3 separate regions of the Mus musculus genome follow, and regions 1 and 2 are each linked to region 3. The links are chromatin loops, found by intact Hi-C in ENCODE. Cell type or tissue: gastrocnemius. All regions are shown on one strand. Each heading gives the region's core, and the rest is flanking DNA. Links, peaks and the distances in the headings are about the cores only.

Evidence for each region. A loop is a pair of places that touch in the nucleus more often than their neighbours do. Peaks named below come from ENCODE experiments on the same cell type or tissue, not always from the same donor. Only the 100,000 strongest peaks of a DNase experiment are listed, where the experiment ranks them.
Region 1: a loop joins it to region 3, with 2.3 times the contacts of the local background. A loop is called at or near these places in 3 of 42 quality-filtered maps.
Region 2: a loop joins it to region 3, with 6 times the contacts of the local background. A loop is called at or near these places in 30 of 42 quality-filtered maps.

The regions. Positions count from the first base shown.
Region 1 is chr13:107,936,686-107,944,484 of GRCm38, forward strand. No RefSeq gene overlaps it. Among named protein-coding and RNA genes, the nearest start is that of Gm38557, 15 kb to the right of the region's middle. In gastrocnemius, for the core only: no CTCF peak of the experiment used is centred there; a DNase peak (open chromatin) is centred at 3,469; H3K4me3 peaks cover 218 bases.
Region 2 is chr13:108,040,127-108,047,925 of GRCm38, forward strand. It overlaps Smim15 (small integral membrane protein 15), which reads left to right and starts at 4,348. Exons shown (of 3, transcript NM_001048250.2): 1 at 4,348-4,360; 2 at 6,299-6,442; 3 at 7,314-7,799. The coding sequence starts at 7,336. The coding sequence ends at 7,560. Gm41055 (a long non-coding RNA gene) reads right to left here and starts at 4,345. Exons shown (of 5, transcript XR_003950673.1): 1 at 4,080-4,345. In gastrocnemius, for the core only: a CTCF peak has its summit at 3,856; a DNase peak (open chromatin) is centred at 4,290; H3K4me3 peaks cover 2,321 bases; H3K27ac peaks cover 2,247 bases.
Region 3 is chr13:107,886,733-107,894,531 of GRCm38, forward strand. It overlaps Zswim6 (zinc finger SWIM-type containing 6), which reads right to left and starts at 3,332. Exons shown (of 18, transcript NM_145456.3): 1 at 2,872-3,332; 2 at 2,862-2,870; 3 at 2,854-2,859; 4 at 2,849-2,851; 5 at 2,665-2,846. The coding sequence starts at 3,317. In gastrocnemius, for the core only: CTCF peaks have their summits at 3,755 and 4,492; DNase peaks (open chromatin) are centred at 3,525, 4,428, 4,521 and 5,012; H3K4me3 peaks cover 2,500 bases; H3K27ac peaks cover 2,418 bases.

The DNA.
Region 1 (7,799 bases), core at 2,382-4,881, 49 kb after region 3:
AGAAACTGAATGGGAGCAGAAAAGATACAGGAGAAAATTATCATATAGAGTATATTACCACCCAACCTTGGAAAATTACTAAAGGTGAGTGTTATGCTCCAGTTGTATCTCACAAGTATGCACGCTCCCAGATGTGATAGTATCACGAAGGAGGTTCTTTAGGGGGTTCTCACAAATGCAATTAGTGCTATCATGTGGGATCCTGTTTGGCCCTTGTGCCCTGGGAAGATGCTCAACAAAGCATCCTCTTTGAAGGAGAGAAGGGTGTCTCACCAGATACTGAATTTCTGTCCTTGAGAACTGGCTGGCATAATCCTCTCTAGTTTTGCATTACTTAGCCTAAGGTATAAAGTTTTTTTGCAGGAGCAGGTAGGAACCAAGAGAGTGAGCCTTGAGTTTGTTTCTTTTAATCCGAGATTCCCCAAACTTAATAGCAAGTGGCTTCATAAAATAGAAAAGTCCTGGAAGAAAGTGTCATTTAGAGTAGGATAGGTCATGAGCAAGCCTGTGGAAACCTGTCCCTCAACAGATGCCTTGCTCTGTAGAAAGTCTTAACAGGGAAGGAGGAAAGGGGGTGTCTAGATGCTAATTTCAAGGCTTCTTTTGGTCTTAAGTTCATAATAATAGTCAAGATTGATTGACTAAAGCAGGAAACAGTCATTAAGAAGGCAACATTTTATGTAACTAAAACCATAGATTCCTCATTTCTTGTTTATTGTTCATGAAGTGCATGGAAAGCCGGCTCCGTGATTTTTCTGCTTTCTTGGTTTTTGCTGGTAGCAGTTCTGATAGCCTCAGATCTTCCGAGGCTCTTAATTTACTTTCTTTCTCCTCCTCCTCCTCCTCCTCCTCCTCCTCCTCCTCCTCCTCCTCCTCCCCCTCCTCCTGCTCCCCCTCCTCCTGCTCCCCCTCCCCCTGCTCCTCCTCCTCCTCCCCCTCCCCCTCCTCCTCCTCCTCCTCTTCCCCCTCCTCCTCCTCCTCTTCCTCCTCCTCCTCCTCCTTCTTTCTTTTGATGATGGAGCAGCAAGAAGTCCTTGGAACCTTGGTTCTGGTGCACAACAATAAGAAAGTTTTCCTGGACAGAAGTGAACCGGCTGTGCTGGATAACATGCTCTGTGGTAGGGGTGGGGAGAATAAGCCCCTCAGACCTGAATCGGTCTCCTTAGAAGATGGGTGTTGTCCAATACCCAGTGAAGAGCTGCCACATTCTCAGGCCCATACAAAGCATGTTTTTGTCGGAACATTTGGGATAAAGGATGCTGGTTTGTATAATAGTTCACCACCCTTGATAGTTGACTCAGTAACTCTGTGGGAAGGAGTGGGAGAGATTCTTCATGCTTTAGCTTCTGCAAAGAAGAATGCTGTGTGGATTGCCAAGATGGCGATCCTGAAAACCATTTACAATATTCAATTAACCATAATTAAAGGACTCAGTAGGAAGCTCCTCGCTGACTTGCTAAATAGCAAAAATTGGTACTTGGCATTCCCAGTGGATGTGGGAAAAGATAATAAGTACCCCAAATGTAAAGAAAATCGAAATGAAACTAATTATGGCCAAATGATATTGCACACATTGAAGCACAAGTTGAATCAAGAATATTTAAGTTTTTGACAAGAAATATTAAAAAGAGATATAATAACATTTTAACCATTAGTTGCTCATCTAATCTAGTTTAGTTCATGGGAAGGAACCAGCTTATAAGCCTTTGCATTCCACACAGGCTGACAAGGGACCATGGTCTATTAAAATATTGCGTATTTGGAATAGCTAGGAAAGCCTAATTTTCTGTTAATATAGTTAATAATGAACCATAATTGATTCTATTACCAATAGTCTTATTAAAAAGGCAGTTAACTAGTCATTTAGCCCATCTTTCAGTCATCTATTCACAAAATATTAACACTAATTTGATTTACTATATTTAACTTTTGCAATTTTAAACTATTGCACACCAACAATCTTTAAAACATTTAAAACTCTAAACAATTTTTCCTTTATAGTTTTTTTTCCTCAACTACTCTTTTAGTATCTGCCATCAGTGTCTCCTCCTGAATATACTGGAAATTGTACAATGAACTCTAGTTATAATGATCCTAACATATTGAATTAAGGTGTAAGTCATGGATTACCTAGATATGTTTGTAATGTAGTAGATCTGAAGCATAGAAGTCCTGATATGTTTTATCTAACCCAACCTCTCTGTTAGTAGATGAAAATATGTAAAACAATATTTCAAACTCACTAATATTTAAGTCTTAACACCTAACCCAGACTGGTTTCTGGTGAAGGAAAATCACTGAATTCATTATCTAATATGACTCATGCAAGCTTTAGTAAAATCTCATTCAAAACACTCAAGTCTACTCTTCGTATCAACTCCCTTAAATCTGTGCTTTTGAATTCTTTGTATGCTTCAATAAAGACTTTATCTTTATTGCCAGAAAGCTAAATTCAATCTTTTCAAATGAGAACAACTTTGAAAAGGAACAAATGAGACGCAAACATTTATGTACACTTATGTAAGCATGTATATACATAAGGGTCAAACATGCTTACATAAATGTAGATATATGTGTGTGTGCGCACACACACACACATGCTTTGACCCAGGAAAAGTGGTATTGTTTTTTTTTTCATTGCCATGGGAAGTGTATGGAGGCATCAAATACCTGTTCAGGATAGTTCTGTTTTTCTGAAAGATGCAAGGAGAGTCTGCCTGCCGTGAGCATTTTTGATTCTAGTGATGCAGACAGCGCTTCTGCATGACATGTCGTCCTCTCTAAATCCCCAGATCATTTCTGTCATCCACGTTCAGGTAGTAAGGATGCTGACCTTCTGTTGGCTTTGAATTCAGTGTTGCAAGTATTTCTTCCACTGTCTTTTAACTTACTTGCAGTATTTTTGTGGCTATTTTTGAATGTTTGTTTTTAAATACAAGTAGCGCTTGACTCAATTTTGACATGTTAAAAAAACAATACATTTGAAAAACCAATGGTTGTTTTGTCAATTTTCTTTTCCTTTTTCCTTTTTCCTTTTTCCTTTTTCCTCTCTCTCTCTCTCTCTCTCTCTCTCTCTCTCTCTCTCTCTTTCTCTCTCTCTCTCACAGTTTTTAAATGGCTCCCAATTTCAGACTAGACCTGAGGCTGTCTTCATTGGCATTAGATGGCATAGTGTGCCACCTTCAATTATATCCGGGGTCTGCATTAGAGACTAGGTCTATCAGATCCAATAATGGACTCTGGTTTGGTGCAGAGTCCAGACTTAGTTCTACTACTCCTGGCCAACTAGATATGCCTTCACACATATAAAAGCAGTGGCCTGAGCTAGCATACTTGACCAGGGAAAGCGCCTGTCTGCTGACCTCTACAATTTCCATCAGAACATAGTTTGCCAAGGTGTAAGCTGACCGCATCCTTTATGGATGTGCACCCAGCCAGCTGGCGAGCCGCTACCACCACTCTCTCTCTCCCCAGGCAATCAGCCAACAGCCCAGAGCTCCCAGCAACATTCTTTCCCACTGCAACGTTCAGTTGACTTTCTCTCTGAGGTGTTAGCCACATTCGGTTAATTGGAACTCTTTTCAAAGACTTTCAGGGCTTGTGAAGCACAGGTTCTCCCATCAGTTTCCAGGCCCGTCACACGTGTTTTCAGCAGGAGATGTGTAAGACTGAAGACGACTTTTTTTTTTCCTCTCACGTCACCTAGCTCAGTGCAGCAGAAATGCGGCAGGGAGGCTGTCAGTCATTTCTAAGGATGACAGTTTTTCACTGCTTGACAATGTGCAATATAAACTTCCGCTATTTGATGATACGCCCATCCCCCTCCCCCATATGAAGGTATGCACTGAACCGCAGAGTTTGGGGCTCTGATTAAGCAGGATAATCTAGGGATGTGGTTTGCTCACTGAGATTGGTTAGGCAGCTCGTTTTCATATTGTTCAGACAGAACTCACTGAGCCACACTCTGCGACTTAGAAATGGGGAGGTGGGGCAGTGTGAAGAGATAGTTATCCATAGCCAGCTGGGACACTTTCCATCCCAGGGTGAGCTGACCAGTGTGAAATAGTGAAGAAACATCTACCATAGCACGGGACCTGCTCTTCCGCCACTGGGTGACCTCAGAACCCTAACAGACTCGGATCTGATGATAACTCATTCATAAATGAGAGTTCAAATGGATATCCTCTGGTTTCTAAAACCCCATATTTTGAAGTCTTGAATTTAAAACCCACATTGGTCATTTATGACTGAACACATCCAACTTTAGAAACAATCATTTTCAAAACTACTAATATGTTCGTTAGGGCTACAATCTGTAACTGGGTGACTAGTCATAGTAAAAATACCCACTGGGAAGGTAACCAAGAGCCAGAGTAAGGTAAGGCTTGGAAAACTAGGTATAGCCTATGCTAGTTAAGATACGCGCCATCTTTTCTTCTTAGACACAATATAGGTTGGGTTATATGGGGAAAGGGGCATTTGATGAGAGACTTGAGCAAATGGTGAGATGAGAAAGAGAAAGATGAAACATAGGGACTCTCCTAGGTAGAAGGAAAGTAGGAAAGAGAGAAAAAAAGGGAGGAAGGAAGGAAGGAAGGAAGGAAGGAAGGAAGGAGGGAGGAAGGAAGGACGGAAGGAAGGAAGGAAGAAAGGAAGGAAGGAAAGGAAGGAAGACAGAAAGAGAGATACCAGGATAGAAACTTCAGACATTTGAGGAATTCCTGAACCCAGATGCCTGAAGACAACAAAACTACCTTGTCTGTGATGCAGGTTGGGATGCACTTATCCCGTATGACACGCCATGGCTAATGATGCACAGCATGTGGAGATGTGTCAGCACAGTCATCCTCATACGGGTTTGAACTAAGCATTGTCAATAATCAGAGAAGTACATATTCATGTTTTATATTCCCTTGCGCAGTATAGGCATGCAGACGTACGTGTACATGCAGGGACACATACTTACATGTGTGTATGTGGAGGCCAGAGGCCGTGCCTATTGTTTGTTTCTGCCACTCTCTACTCCTTTAAGACAGAGTCCCCACTGAACTTGGAAGTCGGTAATTGACTAGAGTGGCTGATCAGTGAGCTCCTGGGATCTGCCCATCTCTGCCTACCAGCTCTAGGGTTATAGACTGTGCCTCTGTGAACAGCTTTCTCTGTCGGATGCTGGAGATCTCAGCTCAGGTTCTTATGCCCACACCCTGGGTGCTTTACCCACCAAGTCATCCCGCTGCTAAGCTGTATGTTAATGACACACGAAACACTGAATTCATAGAAGAGGACAAAGAACTTTTAAAAATCTTGTCTCAGTGTACAGACTCTGAAAGCAGTGTGTCCTCTAGCACACAGAATGAAAGGTATAAATTTGGATGAATGCAGAAGCAATCACTGATTAGCTCAAAGCAACATTTAAATTGATCTTCTCAGGGAAAGGCATTAGAAAAAGCAATCTGAGGAACACCTGTTTAGGTGTGCGAGCATCGACAATTAGCTTCTTCAGGGAACGGGGAGTTTTCCGACAGCCTTCATTCCAATAAAGAGGCAACAGAGCTTAGCATTTTTATGACTGTCATCAAGAACATTTACCAGGGCCAGAGGAAAATATTCACACCCACCTCTTAATCTTGAAGAGGAGGCAGCTCCCTTAAGTCACTCACTTAATTAGCCTGGGCTCAGGGCAGGGCCCCACTGGTCCTCTGAAGGATTCTGTGCGTTTGACATTTTTCCTCTTTAAGCAATCTGGGCTCTAGACCTTCCCAGTCAGAGAGAGAAAAAAGATTCCTTCTGAGCCGTGTGGCAGGAGGAGCAGGTGGTACATTTGATTGGTGCAGAGACGGGAGCCGCAAGCCTAGTGACCCCCATATGGCTTTAATCTAAAGTGGCGGGTGCTCCTCACACTGGCTCAGTCTGAAGGGACTAAGGCTGGCCCTGCAGAATTACACCCAGAGAGACAGTGGTGAACTGTCGTGGGGCGTGGCTCACTCCTCGCTGCCCCTCCTTAGATGCGTTTTCTAGTCTAAGAAAGGTAGCACTGAGCTTTCATTGAGTGCTTACTGCACACACCAGAGGATCATAAATTTTATGTGCAAAGCCTCACTAATTCTGTGTGGCCCCTCTCCATGACCTCAGCAATAGTAATACCCCCATTTTTATGACAGTTAAACAACCATACAATAAACTCATTATCTCCGTTGGAATGCTTTGGAGGGAGAAATTTGGTGCTTGATACTAATGGGACTGGGGCCATCGGCATAAACCAGACCTAACTGTGGCAAGCCAGAGTGAGTGGCCACTCTATAGAGAAGTGCTCTCTGGTATAATGTCAGCTTGTACAAGGCCTGGCTGAGCCAAGCTACCCAGCAGAGTCAGCCAAGGCAGATTTCCACTGGACATTTTCTTCGTCTTGGTGCCAGGCCTTTCTGAGCATTCCAGTCTTTGTCCTTAGAACATAGGTAATGAAGTTGACTTCACACAGATATGCCAAGATGAAATGAGGGCAAAGTACCTACACTGTGGGGAGGAGCTCCCAGGGACAGGGACAGTCAACTCGATAAAGCTGTTCCTTGCCTCCAGCTCCCTTCTTGGCGACCTCCATAAAACCCTATGTTTTTCTATTGACCGTAGACAAGGCAGCCCAGTTAGGGGACAGGGATCCAAAGGCAGGCACCAGAGTCAGAGAAGGCCCCTGCTCCTGCTTTAGGGGTCCCACATGAAGACCCAGCTGCACGACTGTTACCTATGTGCAGAGGTGTTTCTGAGGAGAAGGGGAGGAGGGATGGATGGGGTGGGGTTGGGGAGGGAGACTGGGAGAAGAGGGGGAGGAGCTTCAATCCAGATGTAAAGTAAATAAATAATCTAATCAAATATAGATATATATACATATAATATATATATATACATACATATATATATATACACACATATATATACACATACACACATATATATGCATACATAAACACACATACACACATATGTATACATACACACATATGTATAGACACACACATATAAATCAACAGGAAACAAAACAAAACAAAACAAAACCAACCCCCCTCACGTTCAGCAGCCCTCAGTAGCCTCTCTTTGCTGGTTTCTCTGGAATGTTCAAATTAGGCGGTTTTCTTTGGAAGACATTTGTCCTTTATTTCCTACCTTTTCTTTGTGTGTCTTGTCCAGAAAACTGAAAATAATGGCCCCGGGGTAGCTGTGTCCCCATGTCCCTTCTATCCCTTGCCCTGGGCTGGTGCCAGAGCTCCTCGTGTAAACTTTCTTCAGTTAGAAGCAGAAATACCAGGGAGCAAGCTGATCTGATGGCCAAGGAATCCGATTTGGATTTGACTGGGTAGGAACCTTCTCTTGTAATGTCATTCCTGTTATCTTGTCCTTTCTTGGGACAGTGCCGACACCAACCAACACCAAACAGACAAGCAGACAAACCCTCGAACCCATGCCCAAAGGTTACTCTAGAATGCCATCTACTGTGTGGCTTTTTCTGGGAAAACTTAAAATAATAAACAGAAAGGTCACTGACAGGCAAGTCCAGCCTGAGGAAGCAGTGCATTTACTGGGGTTATTTACAGAAACATGGTGATTTCAAGGTAGCTTACAGGACCCGGAAGTCCCTAGCAAACGTATGGGCAGTTACACCCCTGACAAATCTCTCCTGCAGCACTGGCCACTTATGAGAAACTGGGTCACTCCAGCCTTCCCTGTGCAGCACGCAGGCAGGCAGCCATGCTACAGAAGAGTTGTTTCTCCCCAAAAGTCATTCATAACCCGCACAAGCCAAGGAG
Region 2 (7,799 bases), core at 2,774-5,273, 150 kb after region 3:
ACCTTCCTTCCTGTAGATAATTTTACATACTTGGAAAGCACTACATAAACTTCGTTCATTAATGGGCTATAACCACGATGTATGTATTGATCTACAAACAGCTTTATTAAGTTTGACACTAACATCCCTTCCCAGGCACCTTTATCGCTGTCAAAATCTTCCAACCCTCAGCACTTAACAAAAGCTTCACAAACACCCAGGACTTAATTTACTTAATTTGTTCCAACCCTAACAGGTATTTGAGTAACACTATACCCTGAAATCTACTATTTAAAACCATAGCAAGTTCAAGACTAGACTGGCCAACTTAGCAATACACTGTGGTTTCAATGAGACTGGCACCCATAGGATCATATGTTTAAATACTTGGTTTCCAGAGGATGGGCTGTTTAGTAAGGAATTAGAAGTGTGCCACGCCCAGTCTAGCTTATTCTCTGCTTGTGATTTAGATGTGAGCTTTCAGCTACTTCTCCAGGTCCCTGCTATGCTGATGGTGGAGTAACCCTCTCACCCAGCAAGCAAGCTCCCCATCGACTGCTTCCTTTTGTAAGCTTCCTTGGTCTCGGTTTCTCTCCACATCAATAGAACAACAACTGAAATCCCTTGTTTCAAACAAACTAACAAAGACATTAAATGACAAAGGGCAAAAGGATGTAGGTCACACACAGGACAGGACTAGGCACTTGGGTGGCATGTGCCACACACCTGGGTTCAGCCCAGTACTGCAACAATGATACAGTGATGTTCATACTTTTGAGGCAACTAATCCTGGGGTTTACATTCTAAAAAACTGTCTAGGTTACTGTCTAGGAGAGACAAGAAGCCAGTAAACCCAGACTGAAGAGCCGTGCAAGCAGAGCAGTGGTGGCTGTGGAGGACTCGGGTGGGAAGGCAGCAATTGTTTGCCAGCCCCCTTCATAGGCATTAGCTCTGCAAAGGCATAAAAGCAAACTCCCAAGAAGTCATCAACAAAAACAAAAGCCATCTCTGTGTGTGTGTGTGTGTGTGTGTGTGTCTGACCTTCCATGAGTCGGGCTCTGGGGATGGAATTCAGCCTTGATTGCCAGCGTCTTTACCCTCTGTCTCTTTAGCCCCAGAAATGATAATCTTGCATTACTCCCTGTTGAGTTTCTTACTCTTTTGAGTACTAATTGTTTTTCCTAAGCTCCTACACCGATGAGTCTGTGAGTGTAAGACACATGCCTTTAATTTAAGCAGACGTTTCTTAGTAGTATTAGCTAATATTGATACTTTCAGTACTGCCCAATAATACCAAATGTTGGTTAAAAATAACAACTGAAATAACACTGTCTGGCCTGATAGGCCCTAATGAGTTTTCTAGAAAGAGTCTGATAGACACTTCATAGATAAAAGAAGCTGAAGAGAAACTCCCGAAGTGTAATCTACCAGAAGAGGAGGCTATAGTGGGATGAATCACTGATGGGTCGATAAATGGAGAAGTGAGAGCTCTGCACAGAGGCAGGTTATGCACGTTCACACAAGCAGCCAACCAGCACGGCTGGAAACGCCTTCCCCAGCACGCTAGCTCTGAGACATGCTGCCACCACCTGGACACTAGGCAAGTCGGGGATTTTAGTTTTTGTCAGCAGTGACAGACTCTAAAAACATAACTCCACTTTGGGGGCCGGGGGTGAGGGGGAGGGGAGAAAAGAGAAAACATTTCTGCCAAGACTGGAGTGAGCAGAGATTTTGATAAAATAAGTTTAGAATCCTGCTTTACTTTTTAAGTCTTCTGTTGTTAAACTGGAAAACCTGTATAAGAACATGAACTTTTGATGGGTGATTTAGTTCGGGATTAGTGACAGTATTTGAGAGGCACTGACTTCAGTACTGGGTACACAGAAAGTACTCAACTGATATTTAAATAAGGTTATGAAATAAAATTCAGGGATAAAACCCAATTCCATCAAAAGAAGTTACATATGTACAGGGTTACTGGAGGGAAGGAAATAAGGCCAAGTACAGGTGAGAGACCTTTCAGCATCTTTTAATCAGAGCAAATAACATTATTACAACAACAGAATCTTATTCAGGGTACATGCCTTTCATTGACACATGGTTAGAGTGAGACTTAACTTTGTACTTACAAACATTAAAAAAAAAAAAGACTTTAGAAACTAAGGAATGACAAGTCTACCAGGAATTACCTTACAAGAGAAAAGCAAACGAACAATTTTTTAAAGGCTTTGTGCAATAACAAATATTGTGCAGCTGTTCCTTGGCTTCAGAGCTGCTATGTGGGCTGCTTTAATCCTGCACACACAGCTTTTCCTAGTCTGCTCTCCATGGGAACTACCTTAACACCCTACCTCTTCTCTGAGACAGGGTCTCAAGTAGCCCAGAATGGTTCAAACTCACTGTACGCCTACCAAGGTTGTTCATCTTCCTGTCTTCACCTCTCAAGTCTCGGGGTTACACCTGGCTAAAATCTGCTTCTTAAGAACAAGGCAGAACGTATTAGTTGTTATCTCATAATGCATTTGGGACATTTGGGAGAATAAAATCCAAGTTAAGACAACGGTGGTGGTGACCGCCCACCATCCCATTACTTAAGAGAGTGGACCACAATGACCCAGAGCTCAGGTAGAGTCTGGGCTACATAGCAAGAGTCTTTCAAACAAACCCGTGACTACTCCCTCTCCCAGAAAGGATAAAGAGCTAGGGGACTGGCCAGATACACTAATTTACTGATCTGAAGGGGCCCGAATGATCAGAGGTCAACTAGAATGCCCTCTAGATATACGGGAGGAAAAGGCTCAGAGAGAATGAGTGCTGTAGGGGCATCAGTACAGAGACTAGAAAGCTGACCTCGCCATGGAACAGTCAGCCCATGGTTTGGGAGCCTATCTTACTTATCATCTTTGGTTAAGGTAATGCAGGCCCCAGTAAGGCTGTCCTCCATGGCAACCTCTATGCTGTTCTTGGGCTTGCACAGGCCTGCCTAATACACCAGAAGAGAGAGCCCTAAAATCTGAGTGTGAAGGCTAGGTCTCCAATAGCCAAAGAAGCTTGCTGCTTTCTTTCTCTCCGTTGTAAGTGTGTGTACTGTGCACGATTAGGCTGGTGCACCCCCTCCTCAGTTCCTTCCTTACGGTACTGCTTCCTTTTATTCCCAAGACTTGCGGGGACCCTGGGTCCTTTAGAGATAAAACAGAGCAACACACTGGGAGGCAGAACTTGTGAGGAACCATCTACTGAAGTGAACATGTCACGGATACAAGCCGGTTATGGATACAAGCCGGTTATGGGTACGCTTGTTTGTACAGGTTTTAAGCAATCCTTCAGGCTTTCACACAAGAATAAGAAAACCACGGCTGCCATTACAATATGCAGCCATTAGCATATACCCGGGTAGCAGTATTTTAGATCCTTAGATTAGCTGCCAAAGTCTGCTCCTTGGTAAATAATGGTTACTGTTGTTATACTCTAACTACTCATACATGTCTCGGCTTGCTCCTCAAAGGGAACGCTCACAGTCTCTCAGGAATAAAAACTTGCTTTATTTGGCACACAACAGCGAGGAGGTCTTGCAACATTCGCCAGAGGCAGTCAAACAGAGCAAGTAGTTCAGGCAAGCAATCACAAAATTTGAGCACCAACCAAACCAGAGCTAATCTTTCCGTCCCTGTAGATTAGGAGACCCATTTAACGCACCCCTTTCTGCTTGTTGACTTTTTGAAGTCCTTTATTTATGTATTGCGATCTCTATGCCCTGACAGTTTAATTATTGACAGTTTACTTTGGGGCAAGTATCGACCATTCCTTTGTGAAGTAAGTTAGGCTCTTAAATGAAAAACAAACAACGGAACCTCTTTCCCACAGCGTGGCAGCATTTCCCCCTGCTACCAAGGTTCACTGGACACATCCCAGCCGGGCTGCTGCTTGGCCAAATCTTTAAATATTTAACTATTGTTCAACTCTACAGCATGAGTGAGGGGCGAGTTAGGGAACACGCCAGTCCTTCCACGGCCTCGAGAAGGCTCTAAGGAGACTGCGGGGTCCCCCTCGTGTCTAGCTGCGGCTCTCTGGGCTGAGAGTCCCCTGGACGAACTCCTCACCCACTCCGTCTCCTCGCCGGCGTCCCACGCAGGACGCGAGGCCACGATGCCCCACCTGCAGCGCACACGAAGCGGCGCGCGGCAGCATCCCCGACCGCGGACACGAAGCCTCCGCGCCTCGCCTCGCCTCGCCGCGCCGCCCCTCCCCGCCCTCCCGCTATGGCTCTAGACATTGCGCCGCCGGAAACCCGCCCGCCACTTCCTCATCCCGCCCCGCCCCGCCCCGCCTTCGGGCGGGACCTGAGCGGAGCGGCTTCCGCTTTCCACTTTCCTGCCTGGCGGTGAGTGGGAATGGGAGCGGGGATCCCCTAGGGCTGCGGTGGCTTGCTGTAGCCTAAGCTGAGCGTGTGGCCGGGCTCTCCCGGCTCTCTGAGCTCCTGACCGCGGGTCCTGCCCGGCTTCGCTCGGCGGGGCGGCGTCCTTAGCCGGTGAGGCCGACTGATGGCCGTGGACATGGCCCGGGGCAAGGAGAATGCTAAGCGGGGAAAGTTAGGAGAGAAGCTGTAAGTCTAGAGACGCCTGGTGCAGCTCCGGGTCCCCTAGGCTTTGTGAGGTGAAGGAATGTGCCTGAAAGTAAGGCGAGGATGTTTTGGTGCGAGACTGAGGTGCTCTCGAGATGTGTGGCCTGTGGACCGTAACTTTGCCATAGCCTAGTCATCAAGTCGCGCTAGTCTTATTTGCAAAGTTGGGCGGATTTCGCAGACTTGTATTTAGTTCGTTACTGGACTCGAGAAAGATCGATCTTTCTTGGACCTTCCTGCAAACTGGTTACAACTGGGCGAGGGCGTAGCGACAAGGGACTGGATGGTTAACGTCTCCAGAAAGTTTAATGTGCTGAAAGTAGGGGCATGGTTTCTGATACAAATACGGAGATAGCATGGGGACATGGAAGTTAAATCCAGTGATAGTTTTCTTGATGTGACGGGTTGTGGGTACCATAATTATTTTGGTAATTCTTTATTTTCTTGTAAGGTACATTAATTGAACTACAGACCACAAAACCTTTAAAGAGCAAAGCATAGTGTTTGACTTTGTAACGATGTACCCAATCCAACGAATAAATGAGGATTCTTAAGTACAAGCAGTTTAAATTCTTGGTTGGTCAGCGGTGGAGCATCTGTCTACTGTGCTCTACTAGGCTTTGGGTTGGATCCCCAACAGTAGACGCAAAGATTAAAAATCTTTATGGGTATGGTACCTGTAACATGTCAGCCAGCCAGCTTGATTTTTTTTATGTTAGTGAAAGTCATTATTATTCAGACAAAACTTTAGTACTCAAATAATTTACGTAGAATACTTGGCTTCTACGAATTAGAACTCTTATTTTGGGACATTTGCAGTTGTAATTTAGGGAGAAATAGGTGTTAAGAGGCTATACTATTATAGAAAGATGTTTTTACTTGTTTGTGTTTAGAGGAGAATTTAGAGGTTTTTTTTTTTTTTTTTTTTTTTTTTCCATTTCTAATCTTACTGTAAAGGTATCTTTTATTCTCCTGTTGTAATTGTCATCTTTGAGGCTTACTGCTCAGTCTGCTAACCCAGGCCTAGTCCCGGAAGCTTCTAGCCTCCACACAATCTTATCTAGGCCTAGAGTGTTTTCAGCTTCTGAGACTTATTGCTGAAAAGCGCATCCTTTCTTGTTCTTCCTGTGTGCTGGCTAACTCACTTACTCAGCTAGCTGTTCTAGCTCAAACTCCTCGCCAAGTTGACTGATTCAATCTGGCTTCTCTTTCTCCTCTTCTGAATTGCTCTGCTTGACCTCAGACTCTAGCAATGTGTTCTGCTCTTCTGGCTTCTCATCCTCTGGCTCATTGTCTTCACCTGTGTCTAGCTTGTTCTCTCTCTCCAGCCTGTCTCTGTAAAACTCTCCTGGTAAAACTGCCTTCTCCTTTCTTCTTTCTCTGTGCTGCTCTCTTAACTAGCCTCTTTTTCCTCTTTCCTCTTTTGAGGGCTGGGCATATCCTGTATCAAATCTTTCTCTGATTCATCACTTTGACATCACTTTCAAATATGGTGCTTCCTTCTACAAACTAACTTTACCTTGTTTGGGATTAAAGGTTGTATACTAAGGGCGTGTCTGCATTCCAGGCAGAGGGACCAAAGGTGTGTGCTAAGGAGCGGGGAGGGCACACTACAGCACAATCTTGGGGTTCACAGTGTGATCAAAATATCCTGCAACTATCTTACAATAGTTATGACTTGATTGTCTTCTTTTCTAGCTCATCCATGTATATGTATATAGAATTTAACCCCCTCCACATCGTATGGTCAGACTGAAGAAGACATAACCAACAATCGTCTGAATTCTGACTGACTCACTGATAGTCCCAGGGGAAAATTAGAGGTCACTACTCTAACATAAGGTAAATGGTTTTTAAAAATCTTAGCTTGAGACTTTAGGTGGCTGTAAATACACACAAACCTTCCCTAAATGCTGGCATTGTAATTCAACCTGTAATTGAAACAGGTTGCTAGAAACAGGAACAATATAGGAAATGCCACTCAAGTCCTCACCATATTTTACCAGGTGATCCTCTGTTACCAACTCAAAAAAGACCAAGATGCACACTTACCGTGTGGACGCATTTCTCTTTTTTTTTTTTTTTTTTTTTTTGGTAGAGCTGTCAAATTTGAAAGCCCATAACTTAGCAATCTTTTTTTCCCCCGGATGTATGAATGTGGATTTTTTTGTTTTTTTTTTTAAGCATCATGGTTTCCTTAACCTATGTTCCAAAAATAAACACCTACTTCTCTTTCTCTGGGAGGACTTTTTATGGTCTGGCCGAGATGTCAGACAAGGAGTCTGATTTGTACTTTGGTTAATTAGCACTTAGCAGTACTGATGGTGTGTCAGCAACGGCCGGCTTCAGCCCTTTCCTGAATTGAGCCGGTGGAAGTCAAGCTCTTTGTTTGTCTGCTCCTGCACGGTTTGTCCTGAGAATTAGAGGCATGGAGGATGCCCATAGGACACAGTTCAAGTGGGCCTTACCTTCTATAAATTGGTCTTTACTTTCTAGAAATGATCTGTGTTGTTCGATTTGAACTATTTTTTTCCTAAATGGAGATGCTAATCTTTATTGAAATGCTACTAATTAATACTGAAAAAACAAAACTATGCGATAATGGAATTCTGATTAAATTGGATGTGTTCTAACTTTCAGGATTTGAGTAACCATATAGTCTTCTTTTTTGTTTTGTTTTTTTCTTCTTTCCCCCCTCCCTTCATTCTCCAAGCTGCTTCCTGCTTGCTGCAAAGATGCTTGACATAAAGGCTTGGGCTGAGTATGTTGTGGAGTGGGCTGCAAAGGACCCATATGGCTTCCTTACCACAGTTATCTTGGCGCTCACACCACTGTTCCTAGCTAGTGCTGTACTGTCCTGGAAGTTGGCCAAGATGATTGAAGCCAGAGAGAAGGAGCAAAAGAAGAAACAAAAACGGCAAGAAAACATCGCAAAAGCTAAACGACTAAAGAAGGATTGAAGGGGCGCACAGACTGTAGCCAGAGAAAACCACTCTGGAAAACCTGCAGCTTTGGAAGGACTCTCACGAAATTTCCAGGCTGTTCCTGATAGTATTATTTAGTGAATTAATCTGACCGTACAGAAGAGTCATGTTCTGACCTCAATACTATAGTAACTTTTAGGCTTGGAAATAAAAGTTTGTTGGTATCTACTGGCAAGTATTTAAGTTAGCATTTATCATACAGGTGGAGCATACCT
Region 3 (7,799 bases), core at 3,056-5,555:
CAAGCCTTGGACAAGCTTTGTAAGATAAGGCCAACAACTAGGCTTCCTATGTGACCAGCCTTCAGGAACACTTCCTGTACAAATCCAAATTGTCAACAGCAGAAAACTGTCTATAATGACATCAATATAGTATTCTGTTCTTTTCCATCTTAGTTTTTGGAGTTGTTTTGGTTTTGGTTTGGTTTTGACTTGGGGGAGTGGAGGGGTGACTCTACAGCAATTCACAAATATAAGCTTCTTAAAGTATACTAACTCCAGCCACCACTTGATGCTAAGTTAGATATTTAATCTAGCTGGCCTCCCCACTCATCAAAGGTGGTCAAAACCTGATTCTACCTTTTCTAGCTCACAGTGCCAGCTGCCAGACATTTATTTAACAGCCTTCCATCTCGATGCTCACTGGCACATGTTAGAAAACTAGGATGTTAAAGAAACTGGCAGAACTTAGAGAAGAAAGGGGGGAAAAAACGTTTTTTACACAATTTGTACCGCATTTGTTTAGTACATTTGTAAGTATTTCCAAGAGGTCAAGTCTTCAAACAGTACTAGAAGTATGCTTGCTTCTTCAAGTCCACCTGGCCAACTGCACTCACTCAAGAGGCGGCCCTCCCCCTTTGGGGACTACTGACAAAGTTACTATTTTCTTTTACAACTTGCTGTTAACCCTAGCCTCTTCCACTGAAGGCAAAGCCCACGCTGTGTGTCTGTCTCCTAGAGAAGATTGCATCTTTTATTTATCGCCCCTTGGCTTTATTTTCACAGTGAATTCCTGGCTTAAATGCAATCAGCCAAGAAACCCTCCCTATGTGCTCTCCTGTCATTCCTCATTGCTCACAAGCAGAGTCAAACACAGCAAGGGGAAAGGGGGGGGCGGGGGCCACGACGCAACATTGCCAGCCAAGCCATAAAAATTCAGACTCCAGTTAGTTATACTCAGAGACCATGCATTTGATTCAATCGGCTTCAAACCGGCAGGGAAAGAGGAGAAGGTGGGCGGGGGGTGGGGGTGGTGGGGTGGGGAGTGTAACTAGAAAGAATGTTAATTAGATTTTAAAGGGGAAAAGGTGGGGGTAAGGATGGATAGCCTCAAAAACCAACCCCCCTCTTCGAGGGAAACGGTGCTGAGCAACACTGAGGGCTGTCTTTGGAAATAAATGACCATGCAGAAAATCACGTTTTCAGATTACATTAGAATTCAAATTAACCAAACAGGATTAAAACAAATCTTCTGTGTCGGGGCCACTGTCCAGACCCCCACTCCACTCCCAAGGAAAAGGATAAAAAGATTGGACCATAGAGAGAAAAGAACAAGTTAAAAGAGAGAGAGAGAGAGAGAGAGAGAGAGAGAGAGAGAGAGACGGACAGAGGCAGACACAGCCTTTCAAATCTATCAATCCTCATTCATTTGCTTCGGGGTTCATCCCTACAATTTCAACCAGTGTGGGAGGGGGGTTATAAAATACGCCTTCAGCAATCCGGAGGAAAAATATGGGGACAGGGAGGCTGCGCTGCAGCATTGTTCACTTCAATCCAGTTCAAACGTTCCCGTAACTATGGCTGGAAAAGATATCTAATCAGAAGAAAAAGAAAAGCCCCGCGGAAGGCAGAGGGATTTGAGAAAACTCTCCTGGTCTGTCAGAGAAAGAAGGGCTGTGCAGCTTTAAATCACAAGCCCTTCTCTCGCCTTTGTCAAATATCTTCTACTTTACAAGCCCTGAAAAGAAATAAAGAGGCTCTTTTGTTTGCTTTCCCCTTTTCGGAGGGTGACAGAAAATTGAAAGGGGCACAAATAAACCCGAAAGGAGAACAAACTGCCGGGAGGTGCGGGGCGCGCAGCAGCGCAGGGGCGCAGGGGCCGCGGGGCCCCTCGGTGCGGACGCCGGCCGCGGGTCACAGCGTCGGCGGTGCTGCCCGCTCCCTCAGCACCGCGCCCGAACCCCGGGCTCAGGCAGAAGTCGGGCGGCGGGGTGCCTCACGGGACGGAGAAGCGAGAGCGGCGCCCCTCAGCGGCCCGGCCGGCCGTCACTGCCGGCCGGGGTGGCTCGGGGACCCGGACGCGGACGCCGCGGAGCTCGTTGCAGACACCTTAAAGCAGCCTGAGTACGAGGGGCCGGCCGGCTAGCCGGCCGGCCGTCGGAGCCCCGAGCGGAGCGGTGGCCGAGCGGGGTTGAAGGGATCGCCACCACCCCACCTCGGACCGCGGGGCGCGGAGCAGCGCCAGAAGAAAGGACGCGAGCCGGGCAGTGCAGAGCGAGCGCCCCGGTCGGCATTGTCTGCGGCCCGCGCCCCCTCCCCCGCGCCGCACGCCCCAGCCCGAGCCCCGCGGCCACCCGCGCCTTTGTCCACGCCCGCCCCGCACACCCGCACTCAGCCTGCCGGACAGACGACCGGGACGCCGACACCCACCACCCCGCCACCGAGGGGCGCGTCCTTGCTGATTCATTTCCCACTCGCGCTAGCCCGTCCGGGGAGACGGGGGCGGGGACCAGCGGGAGGAAATGGGCGCTCCGCTCCGGGGACCGTCCGAGTCGCCCGCTGCTGCACCGCGCGCGCCCGACCCGAGGCGGCCCAGGGGATCGGAGGGGAGACCCTGCCCTCCCCCACCCCCGAGGGACAGGAGGACAGACCGAAGGACCGACGGCCCGCGGCAGCCCCGTGACTCACCGACTTGCAGGACGTTGTCTACGCAGCCACTCTCCAGCAGCGCGATACCCCGGCGGAAGGGCAGCCGCGTCTCGTCGCCGCCGTCCGCAGCGCTGGCCGCCCCCACCGACGGGGTCCCGGTGCCCGCGGCGACGGCGGCGGCGGCGGCTGAGGTGGCGGCCGGCGAGGATGAGGAGCCGCCGCGCCGCCGCGCCGCGCCCGTGCTGCCGCCCGCCGCCGCCGCCGCTGTCGTCGCCGGGGCCGCCCGCGGAGCCGCCGCCGGTGTTGAAGGACGAGTACATGCAGATCTCCCGCTCACTGCGGGGAAAGGACCAGTAGACGATGCGGCGCTGCACCGGCTCCGGGATGCGCTCGAAGCGCTCCTCCACGCGCTGGAACGGCCACTTCTCCGCCACCCTGCGCGCTGCGATGTCCAGCAGAGACTCGGGGCTTTGGGTCTTGCCCGGCGGCAGCAGCCCCAGTGCCGCGCCGCCCCCGCACGCCGCCGCCGCCGCCGCACCGCCCGCCCGCGGGCCGGGCCGACAGGCAGAGCTGTAGCCGCCACCCGCGCCGCCGCCGCTGCTGCCCCCACCACCGCCGCCGCCGCCGCCGCCGCCGCCCGGCCGGCAGCAGAGCCGTTTCGCGGGAGGAGGCTGCTGTCCGCGCTCCGCCATGACCGCGCCGCTTCTAACCCGACAGCGGAAGTGCCGGGACCCTATAAACGGCACAAGGAAGCGCGACACGCACACGCCGTGGCGACGCCACGCTGCCATCTAGGGCCCGCCGCTCCTTGTAGGGGCACGGGAGGTGTGGCCTAGGCCGTGACGACATCGCCGAGGAGGAGCGCCGATAGGGAGAACCTAGGGGAGGGGGCGGGGCCTATGCAAATCACTGGGCTGAAACATAAATAGAGCGCTCCGTGGACACGGGGGTGGCGGGGGCACCCGGGTTGGGTGCCCGGTGGGCTGTGAGAATGTCAGGCTGCTGTGACGCGGGAGGCGGGGCTCAGGCGGGGTTTCCGCGGGAGGGGTCGGGCCGTCTGCCAAGGGGAAGGGTGGGTGGGTCTCTGCGCCCCCTGTCTACTCAACTTAGCCCTCCAGCGCCCTGCCTCCTTTTGATGTCCGCCGAGCGTGGACGCTCCTCGTGGGTCGCCGCGGGGCGGGGAGGGGGGAGGGTTCCGGACTAAATGGAGGGCGGGCCGACTGCTCGATGCCCCACCCCCCAGTCAGCCGGCCCCGCGGGGAAAAGCCTCTGGGCGGAGGAGGCGCTTTCAAAACAAAGAAATGCTGCGTGAAGCCCCGGGGACGCGGCCGAGAGGAAGGCGGGGGAGGCGCGGCCCAGGCCGCCTGCTTTCCTTCCAACCCGGCGAAGCGAACTTCCCCCACCCTCGGCCGTGGCTGCGGCGCAGGGGGGAAAGGGAGGAGGGCTGAGCTCAGCCACTGTTTTCCACTTCACTTTTCGCCGACCCAGGTGGGGAAGGGGCGCGGCTGCCCCGCGTAACTGCAGCGCACCCAGCCCTGAGCCCCGGGTTCGCTCCGGCCCGGTGACACGCCAGGGAGCCGAGTCGATCGAGCGCCCGGACACGCGCAGCGCTCGGATGCTGCCCCGCAGCCGCTGGACGCGCGTCCCGAGCCGGCCGCGCCGCCCTGCCCCGCCCCGCCCTCGCACTCTTTCAGTCCTTCGGGCCAAGAAGCCGGCCCGCCCGGCTTCACCCCAGAGCCCCAGTCGCCCTCTGCCGCGACCTGCTGCAGACCCAGGGGGTCGGGCCGCTCACTTAGAGCGCACACACGGGCAGAGAGGATCGCGCAAACTCTCCAACGCGAGACGGTTGTCGCTCACGGCCGCCCGGTGGCGGACAACAGCCGCGGGCGCTCTGGAATCTGCGGCGGGGCTGAGACCTGGAGTCCTTGGCGCTCCGGACGCGCGCTGCGCTCCCTGCAGCATTGGCGGCGCCCGACCGGCGGGTCCTCCCCGCTGCAGGGCAGCAGGAGAGCGAGCAGCGCTGGGAGACGGTGCCCGGGCGCCAGCGGAGGCGGAGAAACGAGTCCCCGTCTGAACCGGGAACCCTGCGGACATTGTTCTTCGCACTCTGCAGAGCTTGGTTAGATCTCAGCCAAGCCGCAGGCTTAATGACCACGTTAGACACTCTGACTTCTTGCTCCACCTTCTGTTTTTACTGTAAACAGTGTTAGAGATACTGTCCTATTGTTGGAGATAAGCCCTAGCTCCTCTGACACTTTCGCATATTGGCTACTCCCCACTGCCTACCTGGTCTGAATTTAAAGCAACTACGCGCGTCGGCGTTGTAAAGAAAATTGCCCACTCAAAGCGAAGGCCGCCCGAGACATTGGACGTGATCCATGTCGGGCATCGGGAGCCCCAGGCTAGAAGTCCCTGGAGACAGGACGCTGGCAGACTTTCCATAGCTGCTTGTTAGGAAAATTTTGGTGACATGTTTTTGTATATTCATCCAGTATTTTTCTAGGCACCTCCTCGGTGCCTAGGAAAAAGCCGGACAGAAAACTGGAAGAGCTTTATGGGCAAGCGGAAGAGGAAGTCCCTTTCCTCCGGTTGTTTAATATCTATATCTCTTTAAGAAATAATTTTAAGAGACTTTAAAACTTAGAGTATCGGAGCAGAAAGAAGGGTGAGCCCTAGTCTGTCCTCAAAAAGTCACGACAAAAGCGTGTGCAGTACAGGTCGCTGAACATTTCCACCCGTGTACACGGGTCTCTGAATTAGAAAGTTAAAAAGGACAGAACTGATGTCCTCGGACAGAATTAATGACTCATTCAGGGTCAGATGCGGTGTTGGTGGGAGGGATTAATTTCCGTTACCGGAAAATACATACCTTTAGAGGGGGCTAACATTTAAAGAATTTGATATCGCAATGAACTAAAAGAGGCTGGATCTAAGACATGGACCTTCCCTGGAGGGATCCAGTCATTTTTTGTTAAGTTTTTTCTGGGAATGGAACATAGGCCCTCCAGCGTCAATGCTCTTGGGCTGAACTATACCCCCTAGCCCTGGGGCAATCCAGCTTCATTTTCTAATTCAAAGAAAGCCCAAGGCCACTGAAGATGATCTAACCCTACTTGATCTCCCTGGGGTCTCAAACACTGCCCACTCTTCTTTTGAGTGGTTCCCCCCATTCTTGGGTTTCTCTGGCATCCTGTTGTCTCTTCTGTTCTGGACTCTGTTTCTGTCTCTTCCTCTCTGCCTCATTTGTTTGTTGTTTCTCTTCCTCCAAACTTTAATGTGCCCTCATCCTACAGCCTATTATGATCGACTTTTGATGACACCCCGTGGAAAGTCAAACCCAAAAACCTTGGCTCATCTCTTCTCAGTGTCCAGATCACAGCGCTCACCATCAGAGTGCCTATTTCAAACTTAAAGTACTCCCTTTCCGCTGCATTTCTTGTCTCCCAGGGTGACCTATCAGGGTCCCCCATGCTGCAGCAGTCCCCCTTTGATAACTTCTTTGATGCAGCCCCCCCCCCCCCCCGCCCCCATTCACTTTCGGTGTTGACTATCCCAGCCCCTCTCACTGCTCACAGGTGTTTCTTTTTGCTGTGCAGGGCCTTGTTGCTGACTGGCGTGTCTGTGTAGCCTATCCTCTCCCCCCCCCCCCCCCCCCGCAAGTCCCTTGAAATGGCTCTTATGCTGCCTACTGGGAAGAGACCAGAGTGACTATGATCTGTCTCGACCAAACCCAACTTTCCAGCCTTGTCTTTGAAAATGCAACTGAATTTTTCCCCCCAGTTCCTCAACAGGAATGCTGTTATGTCCCAACAGGACATGCCTGCCCCACACATTTGCTCAATACATTCCTGAGGCCTGAAATCTCTCTCTCTCTCTTTCCTCTTGGAATTTGTTAAATTCCTCCCCTTCCTTCAAGGACTTGCTTTAAAGGCCACTTCCTCTGGAAAAACCCACCTTGGTGTGTGGCTTCTCTCTAAGCACCCTTACTACTTTCTGTCTTAAGACATTTAGACCATTGCGCCAAGTATCACCCCGCTCCGAGCTACTGTCTTCTCTTTCTTGCCAGGTTACAAGTTCTCTGAGCCGTTGGGATTATGTCTGCTTCTCCAGACCCTCTGAGAGCCCCTTCCCCTGCTACACCAAGCTTTCTCCCCATAGCTAGCTACTCCCATGAACTTGGTGACTTGTACGTATGCCATCTTCTGCTGCTTCTTCTGCTGCTTCTCTATTTTAAGGATTCATGGTTGTTATTTTCCTGCTACTCGTATAAATTATTACTAAATTACTTACAGTTTCCCTTTCCTACCAGGCCTCTACCCAAGGGACCAAACCAGGATTGGAGCCATGTCCGGTGTCTACCATTAGGCAACGGTAGGGAACCAGACTGCTGAAAGGGCTATAACTCATCCTGGTATCACAGAACCCCACATCACAGTGAGGTCAGAAGATAGGCTCCCCGGTCAACTCCATAAAAAAAAAGTTCTCCCCGTAGCTGAACCGATGAACTCAAGGAAGAAAACCCCATCTATTCCCAAGCACCAAAAACAGCACCTGGCCCATGTGACTGGGTGCATGGCTGGATGGATAGCAGGCCTGCAGGAAGACACAGGACTCTAAGAAAGGAAGGAGTCCTTGCCTGAGATCTAACAGGGCTCCTCTCACTTCTTAGCCTGTAATCACACAGGAAGCAGAGGCAGGAGGATGAGGCACGCAAGGCCAGCTTGGGCTATTCAGCATGAATTTCAAAGAAATGAAAACTGAAATCTTTGAATCGAATTAGATACCAGTTGATCAAATCCCCAAAGCACTAATTTTCCTGCACACATAGAAGAGGTGTGTAAAGCCCACACCCTTGGACAGGGGATCTGAAGTTAACACGTGAGTTTTGAAAGTTACTCTTTGGTAGTCAGAACTTCACACAGTCCCAGTATTTAGGACTGCAGGAAAAGAAAACCACATTGCCTCATTATTACTAGTCATCTCAGCTAATTAAGATAATAATTTGCCATTAGCAGGAAGATTCCAAGACATGGAAATTGGATTACATCTAAGGAACTTCAAGCCATTTGCAGACAGACACAAAGCTATGCTCATTTTAATGCTATTTTTCATACTGGGATATATTTTTTTTTTGTATAATAACCAAAGTCAATAATGTTCCATGGAATATAATT